2 separate regions of the Homo sapiens genome follow, and region 2 is linked to region 1. A link is a contact called in ENCODE Hi-C or POLR2A ChIA-PET data. All regions are on one chromosome and are shown on one strand. The core of a region is the stretch at or near the end of the contact, and the rest is flanking DNA. Distances in the headings are between cores, read along the strand shown. Region 1 holds the start of ADGRL2 (adhesion G protein-coupled receptor L2). Region 2 has its middle 200 kb from the start of ADGRL2.

What was found. Hi-C counts contacts between places; a loop is a spot of excess contacts on that map. ChIA-PET counts read pairs that join two places held with the same protein, here RNA polymerase II (POLR2A). Pooled maps may share reads with other maps.
Region 2: a loop to region 1 is called in a map of esophagus muscularis mucosa, with 2.8 times the contacts of the local background. The contact joins the enhancer-like site here to the promoter of ADGRL2 in region 1. A Hi-C loop is called at or near these places in 5 of 168 maps with a recorded cell type or tissue (ascending aorta, endothelial cell of umbilical vein, esophagus muscularis mucosa and 2 more) and 2 of 50 pooled maps. POLR2A ChIA-PET finds 5 or more read pairs at or near these places in 1 of 52 experiments (WTC11).

The regions. Positions count from the first base shown.
Region 1 is chr1:81,797,597-81,804,323 of GRCh38, forward strand. It overlaps ADGRL2 (adhesion G protein-coupled receptor L2), which reads left to right and starts at 3,338. Exons shown (of 24, transcript NM_001366006.2): 1 at 3,338-3,472. RefSeq lists an enhancer at 6,462-6,727.
Region 2 is chr1:81,994,467-82,001,193 of GRCh38, forward strand. No RefSeq gene overlaps it. Among named protein-coding and RNA genes, the nearest start is that of ADGRL2, 200 kb to the left of the region's middle. Within about 2 kb of position 3,890, at least 3 of the 41 ENCODE cell types and tissues checked have a DNase peak (open chromatin) inside an H3K27ac peak, as active enhancers do.

The sequences.
Region 1 (6,727 bases), core at 2,088-4,587:
CATACTATTTCAGATTCTTTGTTACTCAAACTGCTGTTATTCTTATGTATATTTTAACAAGTGCCTGATCACTTCCCTATAAACAAAGATACTTAGATGATAAATCTCAGTTTAAAAATTAGCATAACGTCTGTACCAGAAATATATGAACCCACTGAATAAAATAATCTTCAGTTTCTTAAGGTTACTAAAATTAAAAACATGAGTTTCTACAGTTGGAAAAAACATGTATGGTTAAAATGTTTGAAGCCCATCAATCTCTCTAACCACATAAGCTAATGAGTTCCTTCTGTTTTCTTTGAATGAAATCACCATGAGTGGTTATATGTTGATTTAACATAAAACAAATGGAAATGGGTGTTTCCTTTGTCCTTTGTAGAATTTATTTTAAAAAACAATTAGCAACTATTATGAATAAGTCAATGATTTTGCCATTACTTAAATAACAATATAGATTGAGTAATTAAATTGATTGGATTGCAGGGAATGCGTAACATACTCCAACTCTCCTTAACTTGCACACATCTGTAGATATTATTAAGCTTCTCATTTCATTTTTTTCTACCATAACACCTGTATTGTTATAAATTATGTTATGAATTGTCAGAGAGTGCCAGGTAAATTATGTTTTTTGAATGTAGATATACTCTATGGTGTGTGCCTTTTAAGTGTTCCTTTGTAATGGCAGGTTTGTGGCTAACAGCTTAATCTTGAATCTAGCAATATAATTAAACACTATTTCAATTCTTCTTTGTGGATATACAAAGAAGGTTGAAGTATTACCTCTAAAGAATAAAGAAATAATTAAAAATCTTTAATATTTAAAACATTGTCTTACACAAGCAGTATTCTTAAATGTAATTTTAAAACATAGCAAGTCTATTATATTTTTAGGAGAAAAGTGTGGAACTCTTTGAACTCTATAGAATACACATCCTATTGAAATAAGATTTGAAACTTCTATGGGGCATTTTTCTAGTTTGTATAATTTTAATTCACTTTTGATAAATTCTTCCCCCTTCCAAGCATCCTCCTTTTTTGTGATATTGTCTCTTTAAGAATACAGTGAAGAGTGATTCACTTATGTCCTGAGCATCAAAGAATGTCAAATATATCATGCAGATAGATAATGGGTTTTTCCAGAGATTATTTCTGAGAGAGTTAAATAAATAAGTAAATGAGCCAACATATGGCCAGCTTAATTCAGGCAAAAATGTCTATTGATTACTTACTAAGCTCACTAAATAAAAACTTCAGCCTAAGTTTTGCTTCCCAAAAGAAAATAGGATTAGACTGATGCATGCACTCATTGGGGCTTTTGTGAATGGTGCCCAGATGAGTGAAAACCTTCAAAGATGAACAAAGAAGGGCTAAAATATTTTGGTAAATGCAAGTTACTATCAGTTTGACTTATTCTCTTTTGCAATCCTGAATGAAATAATTTTATATTCCTAAGAAGATCATAAAATTACCTCTGAGGTCTGAGAATTAGATAATTCTGCCTTCTTTTCAACGACTTGAAGTAGCCTGATTTAATTTTGCTAGGTAGATCTGTTGTATGTATGTATTTTGACATATGTAAAAACTTAGGTACGTTATAAGGTTTTGCACCAGCTCTGCATAAGTGTACTTTATCCAGACTAGTTTATATCCTGCGTGGTTAATATTTGAATTATGTTATGTAAGAAATTCCAGATGTAAGTGTGTATGTAGTTTAAAGCACCAATGCTCTAAGTTGCTCCTTTTATCTTTTGAAATAGTGAGAATATTAAAACATCAATACATCAGGTAGAAGAAATTAGATTATCAAAGGTTCTTTTTTAATCTGAGAATTACAATGAAACCACCAAAAGAACATGTTCTAGTTATTTGGACACACGTACATTTAACCTATGATTTCCTACAAGTCAAGAACAAACTTGACCAGTAGTTGGATTGGATTTACTTTAGTACTACACCTATCTGGCTTTCTGACAAAATACTGATAGGTATTTAGGATCTTCATGTATTTTGAACAATCTGCTGTTGACATATTAATAACATTGTTTGGAATGATTCCTGAAGTATGATGCTTGCAACATTCCTGCAGCACCAAAAAGTACCTATTGTTTCTGAAAGCAAAGCAGCTTAAGTTTTATCCTACTTTCTAGGTTTTAAATATTGGAGAATCATTTTTTTCTTGAAAAAAAGGTAAATATGCTTATTTAATTGATGGCTGCATTCATTAGTAGAATCAGTGGTTTACAAATACATCTGAAAACATAGCTGCTTCCAGCTCAGAAATTTTGCAATAAAAAAAAAATCCATGTTTGAATTTTGTGGCATGCACAGGACACTTAACTGGCTTTTAAACGTTTTTCCAGCGTGATTCGCCCTGTCCTGCTCTGTTCCTTTCAGCTTAGGTCCATCGTAGGCTCTGCCTGGCTGTTTGCTGACATTGCCAACCGAGAGGGGCAAGGAAGTGTGTTCAGAGGACAAGAGCAAAGGCAGTTTCAATGTAAGGAAATGAGGGAAACAGACCTAACAGCTCTGTGACTATACTTGAGAGTAAAGAGCCTTGTAGTCTCCTTTCCTTCCTTTGCTTATCCTGGTGAGTTTAATCAAAAACAAACAAAACGCTCTTGTGAAATATAGTCAATAAAGTCAAAGTTTAGCTGGCTCTACGTAACTACAAAGAAAAAAATCATCGCAATTTAAAAAAATGTAACTTTCATTAACGAGCGCGCCGGAAATCTCAGGTATCAAAGACGCATTAACCCTGGAGCGTCCCCCGCGCGCCGCAGCCGGACGGAGGCAGCCGCGGCGAACAGACGTTCTTTCTCCTCCATGCAGTTACACAAAAGGAGGGCTACGGAAACTAAAAGTTTCGGGGCCTCTGGCTCGGTGCGTGGAGAAAAGAGAAAACCTGGAGACGGGGTGGGTGAAAGACGCATCCCGGGCGCCTCTCCGAAGTCCAGGCCGGGAGCAAGCTCCTGGGCCTAGAGGGGAGGGGGCCCCGAGCCGCTGGTCATCCCCCTGCGCTCAGCCTCGGAGCGCCGCGCTTCGCGGCGCTCTCCCAAATACTCTTCACCCACTCCAGAAATAAAATAAATGTTTTTAAAGTGCATGTGTGTGGACAGGATGGAGAGCGCGCGCCGGCGGAGCGCGCGGAGGACCCAGCGCGCAGTGAGTGGAGTTTGGGGGTGGGCTAGGGGTTAGCGGTTGAATGGGTGTGTTAATGGGGGGAGCTGGAGGCAGAGCTCGGGGACCTGGGGGTAGGGGGAGCGCGAACCGACTGGGAGGGGAGAGAAGGGGAGGGGCGCGAGCTGGCGCAGGCCGCCTCCGGGGCGCGTTCCACGGCCGTGCGCGCGCGTCCCTCGCCGCCACCGCCGCCCGGACAGCCCTGCGGCCGCCCCGCCGGCGGAGCCGGGGCCGGCCTGGTCCTCGGGCGGCTGCTTGGCCACCGCCACCGCCGTCCGAAGGGCTCGAGCCCGTAAGTATCCCCTTTCGCTCCTCCTCCCCGCCGCTTGGGCGCACAGCCGCAGCAGCTGCTCAAATGGAGTGGAAAACGGCCATTGGGCGACAATGAGTTATAGATTATCTGCTCCACGTTTTGTACTTAGCTGCCTGTAATCTTCTTTTGAGTTTGCCCGAGCCCCTTGCTGGAAAACTCAGGAGGGAGAGATTTGTCCTTTGACGCTGTACACGCTAGTATGTTTATATGATTAGCCCAACTGGCGGGGAGGGCGGATTTGGGGGAAGGAGGAGGAGGAGGCTGGAGGTGACTCCAGTTCAGACCTCGCGGAGAGTCTGTGTCAGGACTTCGCATTCCCCCGTCTCTCTCTCTCTCCCTCTCGCTCCCTCTCACTCTCTCTCCGCTCACACACACGCAGAGGTGCTGGGGCGAAATCGGGAGCTTACCAGAGAATTCCTTGGGATTGTTGGGGGGCATCTCCCCTCCGCTGCTGTGTGTGGCGTGGCTCTTCCCGGCTACTCCTTGCTTCCCCGAGCCCGAGTCTGCGCCGCCAGCCTTCCTTGGGGCAGCGGCCACCGCTCAGCCCCGGCCGGGAGATCCGAAATGTGAGGAGGGGTCGCCGCCGCCTCCCGCCCCAGGCCGCAGGGTCGGCGCGAGGGATGCTATTCCGGCCGGGCGCTCGGGGGGCTGAGGGGCTTCGCCTGACAAACTGAGTTGGCCTCGCGCCCCCGGCGCCCTCCCGCCCGTCGCTTCGAAGGGACTCCCAAGTCTGCGCACCTCTGTCAGGCTTTTGCTTCCACCACCCCTTTCGCTCTGATTCCCGATTTTTTTTTCCTAAGGGAGCGTGCGGTCTGGGGGTGTGTGCGTGTGTGTGAAAGACCTCTCTCGAAGAGCGGCGTGTGGGAAACTGCGGGAAAATGTTGACTTAACCCCAGGAGCCGCCCGGCGCTGGCTGCTCGGCTGGAGGCGGCGGCGGCCGAGCAGGAGGACGCGCCGAGCTGCGGCGCCGTGTCCGGCCGGGGAGCTGCGGCGCTGCCTCCCGCGCGGACTCGGCGGCCGAGGACCCGCTCGCGGCCGGCCTCGGCCCTCTCCGGCCGGGGTAGCCGCTGCCCTCCGCGCCTGTCCCCGCGCGGCCCCCACGCCAGACGGCCCTCCCTCGGGGCGCGCTCGCAGACGGAGGTAAGAGCCGCAGGAGCGAACAATGTGCCTCTGTGCCCAGCTTCGGAGACCTGTTTGCTTTGCGCCTCCAGTCCGGGGGTGGATGCTGGAGGCGCAGGGAGCCGCGGGTTAATGGGGCTCGGCTGTTGCTGTTCGGCTGGCCCAGGGGGAGACCCGCGCTCGCTCGGGCTGCTCGCTCCCTCCCCCCAATCTCCTCTTGGAAATCGATCCGCAGAACTCTCAGTCCGGTCCAGCCGGCTTCTCCTTTTCTCGTGGAGCCATTGTAACGCTCTCCAGGCATCAGTCTAGTTGCCGGGGGCGCTGGCAAGGGGGTTAGGATGAGGCTCCCGTAGCCATGCATTTTTTAATTTCATAAAAGCTTGGGGTCGCAAGGTTCCGCCCGTCCTTTCACTGGGGGCCTGGGGAGGAGGAGTGTGAAGCGCGTCCTCGGCGGAGCTTATTTGCTCCGGGCGCTGGGGCCCGGGGCCACCCCAGCGTCCCGCCCGCTTTGCCCTCCGGTCCCGCACTGTAAGTGGAGCGGGGAGGCTGAGCGGCTGGAGCGAGTTCGGGGGAAGTGGACGGTGGGGGAGGGCTTGGACGAGTTTTTGAGGGTTGCTGTTCCTTCTCGTCAGTGGTTAGGTGGTGTGGGGAGGCGAGGATGACAGTAAAGCGCAGCCAGATGTGGTCGGGCCGCCGCCGGGACTGGCTACGATTGGGAGCGGCGGGGCTGCTGCTGCCAGGGCGGCCTCGTGGGTCGGGAGGGTGCAGGGGCCGGGGACCCGGCGGGCCACGGGGAGGGCAGAGAGCCTCCCGGAGCCGCAGTGAGAGGGCAGCAGCGGGCCGCGTTGGGCCTGCGGGAGAAGTTACGGAGTGTATGCTGCTGGAGTGGCTGTGGGGCAGGGAGCCTCGGGAGCTTGGTTTGTGGGATGGGGGTGCCACTGGGGAGTGGCGACGAGAGAAAGGCGTGGGAGGAGCGCGAGGGAAGGGGAGACCCCCGCGCTGCCCGAGCGTGGGCTCCTTGATTGGCTGGGGCGACCCTCAGGCAGAGGGGGCGAGGGCGAGCCAAACCATGGAAGCGCCCCAGCAGTGTGGAGGTGCGCCTGCGAGACTTCTGCGCTTGGGACCCGTAAAGTTTGTTCCTTTCGCCAGACTGCGGGGTGGGGGTGAGGGGAGAATACTGGAAGCTTTACTTAATGCTAAAGTGTCGCTGAGTGGAGGCTTTTTTTCCCCCCCTCCAATCCTCTGTTCACTCTGTGCTCTCAAAGAATAGTTGGGAGGGACAAGTCCTGCGGTATCTATCATAGCCTTTCTCTTTTTAGGGACTCCTCCTCCTCATCTTTTCTCCCTCTCCCCGCCCTCCATTCCGTTCTTCCCGATACAAACTGTTGTCTCAGATTCCGACCGAGGGAATGTTTTCCTCCTGTTTCTTGAAAGGTGTCAGGCTGCTTAGCAGCTTCTCCCAAGCAGCCTGGGAGCGTCTGAGCTGCAGCTACCAACCATATGGTTCCCGTTACAAAGGCCAGGTTCTAAGGCACTCTCTTCCCCACCCCGCCCTCAATTCTTTGATTTTATTCTGCATTCTTTCAGTACGTGCACTTCTCTTCCCCTTTCCAGAGGCATAGATTTAACGGACGTAGTTGATTCATTCATTTCTCTGTCACTATTTATGTGTGGAACGGGTCCCACCGAGTTTGCTCTTTGCTCAACGAAGTTGCACAATGAAGAAAGTCACATCCTTTGGTAAATAATTACCTGTTAGGTTGTCTCTTGCTAAGTCAGGTTTGATCTTGGGCAAACCTTAGAAAATAGGCACTAAAGAGGCAATATGCATCCAGAGCAGAAAAATAGAATAGTTTTGGTACTCATCTGTGGCAACATTCCAACTTGTGATGGGACTGTTTTGACCTAACTAAGGGTACTTTGTAACTTTAAATTTTGTATCTTCGTAATACTTGAGAAACCCTTTAAAAGAAAATTTACTTCTGTCCAGGTGTGTTATGGAACGTTTTGTTGTCTCTCCCTCCACCCTTCCATAAATTTATGCATAATAGAAAGAATACTACAGAACAAATGTTCTGTTGTTTAGTTTCTTCAGACATTCCGATTCTCTCCTTT
Region 2 (6,727 bases), core at 2,640-5,139, 200 kb after region 1:
AATGTATCTTTCCTTCAATTCAACATTGAACCTCAAGCTTAAAACTGACCTTTTAATGTCCTCTTGTGGGACAGGGAGTTTTGTAAACAATTTTAACTCAGTAAGTTACAACCTTCTAAGTAGAAAAACTTGGAGAAATTCACACTAGTTGAATTTTTGAAATGAAAATAGCTCTTTGTATTTTCTCCATACTGATATCTTTAAAGGCAGTCCTTCCTGCAGTATTTTACAAATAAAGCTTAGTACCTAGAGTTTACACAATCCTGTGTTCCAGCTAATTCTCTTTCCCCGAAATTATTTCATTAAATCTCAAATGTCAGTATGGAAAGTTACTGGCGTGTTGAATGTAGATGAGAATTACTTCTCAGCATAATAAAATTAGTTTTGTGTTTTTTTTTTTTTTGGTGAAAATGCCATATCGTATGCTTCCTGCTAGTGAGCACCAAGTTGATTGGGAGTAGTCCTTAAACAGCATGTATAGGGAGACTGGAAGCATTATAAAGAATGAGTGAATGGTAATGGGTTTGGAGATTAATTCGTGACAGCCTTAATTATTATTTGAATGGTTTGGAATTAGAACTTTCGGTTATGTCAGTTTTATTCTTTCTGCAAATGATTGTAGAAATGTATTGTGTTAGTTAAATGCACCAAGCAGAAATTTTTGAATGTTTAAGAAGGATATTGGACCCGGCGCAGTGGCTCACGCCTGTAATCCCAGCACTATGGGAAGCTGAGGCGGGCGGATCATCTGAGTTGGGGAGTTTGAGACCAGCATGGCTAACGTGGTGAAACCCCGTCTCTACTAAAATACAAAACTAGCTGGGCGTGGTGGCATGCACATGTAATCCCAGCACTATGGGAAGCTGAGGCGGGCGGATCATCTGAGTGCGGGAGTTTGAGACCAGCATGGCTAACATGGTGAAACCCCGTCTCTACTAAAATACAAAACTAGCTGGGCGTGGTGGCATGCACCTGTAATCCCAGCTGCTCAGGAGGCTGAGGCAGGAGAATTGATTGAACCTGGGAGGCAGAGGTTGCAATGAGCGGGGATCACGCCACTGCACTCCAGCCTAGGTGACAGAGTGAGACTCCATCTCCTAACAGTAAAAAAAAAGGAAAGATACCACATTTTTAACCAAAATGTACTTTATACATATTACTGATGCCTTATACAACGTATGGGACCAATGGGAACTCCTGGAAGTTATCCAAGTTCATTTCAAGGCACTATGGCCACTGAGTTTTCAAGGCCAGCATAACATATCTCTGTCAGAGGGCATTAATAAGCTGTAAGTGCACCGTGTAATTAGGCTAATTAAATGTACTACAAGCATTTTTCAAATATTAGCAATAGACCACTCCTCAGCTCTTAATAAGTCTTCTCTGGAGTCTTCCTTTTCCTGATGGCATTACTTTTACTGAGTGTTCAGTTTCTCAGAAGCCTTCAGAAGCTAGTTTGATTTTTAAATCCTGTTGTTTTTACTAGTGAAAATGTTCTGAATTAAAACATTGTGAAATGCTGTTAGGTATACTGGCATTTAACATTATGGATCACAATGAAATAAGAAACAACAAAAACAGGTAACAATACAGTTGAGCTCACCAAAACCTTACCTGCTGTGGGGAAAGAATACTGCCCCATGAATCTTTCACACGTTTCTCTATTATACACTTATCAAAGCTGTAAGACCAAAATCTCTTAGAAATCTTTAAAAGGCACAGTTAAGCAAGCCAATGTTGTGTGGGCATAAGAGACTAGTGATGAATGATCAATTGATGAATAGTTTTCTAAATGTGTTTTTCGCAAGCATTTTTAAATCACATGTTAGACGTAAGCTTTTTTAAAAGCATTGTGGAAATCACAGCAACATGGCTTTCTTGTTTGATTTTATTAGGCAAAAACGATGGATGGTTTGATATTCTCTTAGAAAGGCTGACAGCTACTATATAGAACCACTCAGGAACAATAATGATAGGTATCAACGATACTGATTAGATGAAAAATTCATTTATGTTTTTCTGCTGAATATCAATCTTAATAAATAGATGGCTTTTAAACCAAAACGTAGTACTAGCATACAGTAAATTCTTTTACCACTGTAATAAAGGAGCTACAAAACAAGGATTGCTGTCTAGTTTTTTAAAGATACCTCGGACTAAATGATTTTGTCCCATTAACTAATTTTGCACAGTACCACAGAAATAAAAGTGCTAGCACCTAAACCTTTTGGCCGATGCTTAAATATATGCCAGGCTCTGTACTAAATGTTGTTGCTTTATTGCGCTTAATCCTCAGTTCTTTGAGTAGGGTATTAATTATCTATTTTTTGCAAAGAAGAAAAATAGTTTGCTCAAGGTCTCACAGCTGGTAAGTGGCAGAACCTTCACTAGAATGATTTATCTTTGACTGCATAGTTTGAGCATTTAACCAACATGTGTCACCTCTAGTTTTACTTGGAGTTCCAAGAATGTTCTTTATAGATCATGGACTCTGTCTCTGCTGCCAGTCATAAAGGTTTTTTTGTTGCTTTTGAGTCTATAGAGAAAAATGGAAATGAAGTAAGGAAGTCAACTTAAATAAGTCAAAGTGTTTCAGAAGAAGAAACCCCTCGTAAAAGATAATCTATTTACCTCTAAAAGGTAAATCTTAGCAGAAGTGGGCGCAGTAGATTGAGTGGCAGTCATATGTAAAGTTAATTGTTTATTGGTTACTAATGTGTCCCCCTTTGGAGATAACTTACATGGTTATCAGGAGGGAGTTTGTAGTGGGGGAAAAAAAATCAAAAGATTCTGATTTAGGACATCCAAATTCTAATCCTCAGCTGAAAAGAATGCTGGTTTACCCAGTCAGCAGTGGGACCAGTACCCTCAAACAATGAGGATTTTTATTTCCCTGTACAACTAAGCTATAACAACAGCAAAATTTTTAAAAAGCCATTTGAAAAATGAAAATTTTAGTTTCCTTACTTTTTTTTTTTTTGGGCGGGGGGAGACAGTCTCACTCTATCGCCCAGGCTAGAATGCAGTGGCATGGTCTTGGCTCACTGCAACCTCCGCCTCCTGGGTTCAAGAGATTCTCCTGCCTCAGCCTCCTAAGTAGCTGGGATTACAGGCGCCCACCACCGCTCCGGCTAATTTTTGTGTTTTTAGTAGAGACAGTGTTTCACCATGTTGGCCAGGCTGGTCTCAAACTCCCTGCCTCAAGCAATCCACTCGCCTCGGCCTCCCAAAGTGCTGGGATTACAGGCATGAGCCACTGAGCCCGGCCAGTTTCCTTACATTCTTTTAAAAGTTAATATTGTTTTAATTGTAAATGATTTGTGTGTGTGTGTGTGTTTAGGGCTTTTAAATTTCATAATTTAACTCTGTCTTTCACATTTGGCCAGAGATCTAATCTGAAAAGTGAAAAGTTTGAACTAAAATAGCATTACTGTTTTGTTTTGTTCCAAAATATGTTCTGCAGGGCCTTGGAGTTAAAGAGGGAAGCTCAGAAAGACAAGCTGGTTAGTGGTTCCCTGTGTTAGGGGGTTGGAAATGTAGTCCACTAAGGCAGGCATTATGCTGACCTTTATGATTTATTGCATTAATTCTCACAATGTACAAAGGTACATATTATTACACAGAAGGAAACTAAGTACCTACGTTCTTCAACTTAGCCAACTACAGAGTGGTGGGATGGGAATTCGAATTTAGCTTCATGCTTGATCCCAAACACTTAAACGCTGTTCAATTCTGGCTCTGGAGACAGTCAGGCCCACCTAGAGACCCCAGGAGTTCCACAGCAGTTATTAGCACCAAAAAGCCATGCACACCGACTGCTCCAGAGATAGCTGGTCTGGACATCACAGAGGTAAAAAAGAGCCCCTAAGGAATTTGAGTCTGTGTACTCTGGGCTCCTGCCCAAGACACACACTGTCTCTTTTGGCTACTCCACGTGAGGACTGTCTGAATCGCCCTGTTGGTGCCATTCACTTCTGTCCCCAGCCCCTGCCTACCTTCCTGCATTCTTTACTTTCTCTTTCTTCTTCAAGCTTTTTGTTTTTCTAGTAATTTTCTCCTGATTTGTAAATGTTTATTTGATTTTAAAAACTAGTTCTTAATCACATCTACTTTTATATATCATCTTTTTATGAATTTAGCCTTTTTTCTTACTGGTGTGTGTGTGTATATATATATATATATATATACACCTATATATATATACACACACCTATATATATATACACGCATATATATATACACCTATATATATACATATATATACACACCTCTATATATATATACCTCTATATATATACACCTCTATATATATACCTCTATATACCTCTATATATATACCTCTATATATACCTCTATATATACACCTCTATATACACCTATATATACACCTCTATATACACCTATATATACAGCTCTATATACACCTATATATACCTATATATATACACCTATATACACCTATATATAACTATATATACACCTATATATACCTATATATACACCTATATATAACTATATATACACCTATATATACCTATGTATACACCTATATATACCTATATATATACACTATATATGTATATATTAGTCTGTGAGTTTCTTCTTTCATTGTCTTCTGACCTCAGATGCTTTTTAAAAAATCTCATACAATGTTATTTTTTAGTATTAACCTTTAATTTTTATTGGAATACAAGTTTATTTATATTTAAATTTCTTCTTAATTCTACTTTTTAATTTCCTTCTTTTATTTTTGCCTTTATATTCTTTAAAAAATAAAAAGATCCCTCTGTGTTTTATTTTCTATTTTTCTTTGAATGTTCTTTTTCAATAGTCAGTCTGAGGTATGGCCATAAAGATGGTAGCATTGAAAAAGAGTCTCCCGCATTTCAGTCCTGCATGTAGTGCAAGTGTCATGCAAGCCAGGAGCCCACCTGAAGCTTTAGAAGCTACGTAGAAGAAATCCAGAGAGAAGAGCAGGGTGGAGAATAGGACACACACAGAGAGGTGATTTCAAGTCTAGTCTAGTCCTGTGTCATTCACAGTGACATTTTTATTATTTTTCTCTAATCCTTTTCTGTTATCTTGCCCACATCTAACTCAGCAGTAAATTTTTAGCATTTTATCCCTATTAGGTCTTTTGAAAAGACTTGTCTTAACAATGCTTTCCTTTCCACAGTTATGTAATCAGTTTACATAATATTTAATGAAACTTTATAACTAAAATAGCAGGCCAGGCATGGTGGCTCATGCCTGTAATCCTAACACTTTGGGAGGCAGAGACAGGAGGATTGCTTGAGCCCAGGATTTCAAGACCAGCCTGGGTATAGCATGACCCTGCCCATAGATAGATAGATGCATAGATACATAGATAAAATTAGCTGGGCATGGTGGCTCACACCTATGGGCCCAGCTACTTGGGAAGCTGAGGCAAGAGAATAACTTTAGCCCAGGAGGTCAAGGCTGCAGTGAGCCGTGGTCACCCCACTGCACTCTAGCCTGGGCAACAGAGTGAGAGCCTGTCTTAACAACAACAATTACAAAAGCAGGCACAACTTATTAAAGTTGGTCCCACATCATGGCAAACTAAAGCGGGGATTTATTCTGTCCCTATCCTCGGAGTCAGGCTAGAACAATATAGATGTCTCAAGAGGTGGACGACTTTCTGTGTTCATTGTCATCTTACTAGTGTGGCCGTTGAAGGAACTCTGGCTTCCAGTTCCAGGAACTCCAATTAAATGGTCTAGGACATTGGACATATATCAACTGCTTTGAGCTTCAGTTATAACAAATCTAAAACAAAACCAATTGCAAACCTTGGATGTGTCCGTTAACTAAAGACGATGTTAATACCTTAAAAGCTCTCCAAACTGATCCCCAGGTTACTAACCAATCTTTTAGAATAGCCTAAGCTTGCTAATCTCTTTTAAATGCACTGACAGCCCTTAGTAGGCTGAGCCCAGCCCACAGGCTGCTCACCAGTTTGCTCTCTTCTCTCACCATCTAAGTTATATGTCTGCAAGGAGTCAGTTGTATTATTTTTATTTTCACCAAACCCATTTATGGTTGTACTGGCTATTCTCATTAAATAATTTAAACAAATATTATATACTGATTAAATGAGTATAGGGGAAACAAAAAAATAAGCATGAAACACTAGAAATTTGCTGCTAAAGTCAGTCATGGAAAAAACCACTGAAAAGGTTTAGACAAAATAATAATAAAATTCTAGAAAGAATCTGCACTTAGATCACTCCATAAATATGTGAAGATTTTGGGGTCCTTTTAAAGAAAGAGAAACTAAACATTGTAAGTGTTGCATTCCGGATAGGGTATATGCAAGAAAAACAGTTTCAGACTCTAATCAACAAACCCATGCTTAAAGAAAAACCTTTGACCTTGCATAAACTGACTTATTTGATTAACCCAGCAATGTCCTATTCACACTGAATAAGAGGTCTTTTGCTGACGGAGAAATCGATTTAATAAAATAAATACACCTTCAGTTAATTATTCAATACAATAATTATAGTATCTAATGTATTTATCGCATATTTAAACATAAAAGTGAAGGTAAAGCAGCAAATCCTTGAATATTTATATCCATCTCATATATTTTTCCCAATGTTAGTGTTCATTTTATATGATAAGATACTCTTGTAATTAATGTAATGAAGTACTGGTATTATGTTTATGGAAACTTTGGATTCACATAGACAGGTTTAAGCCT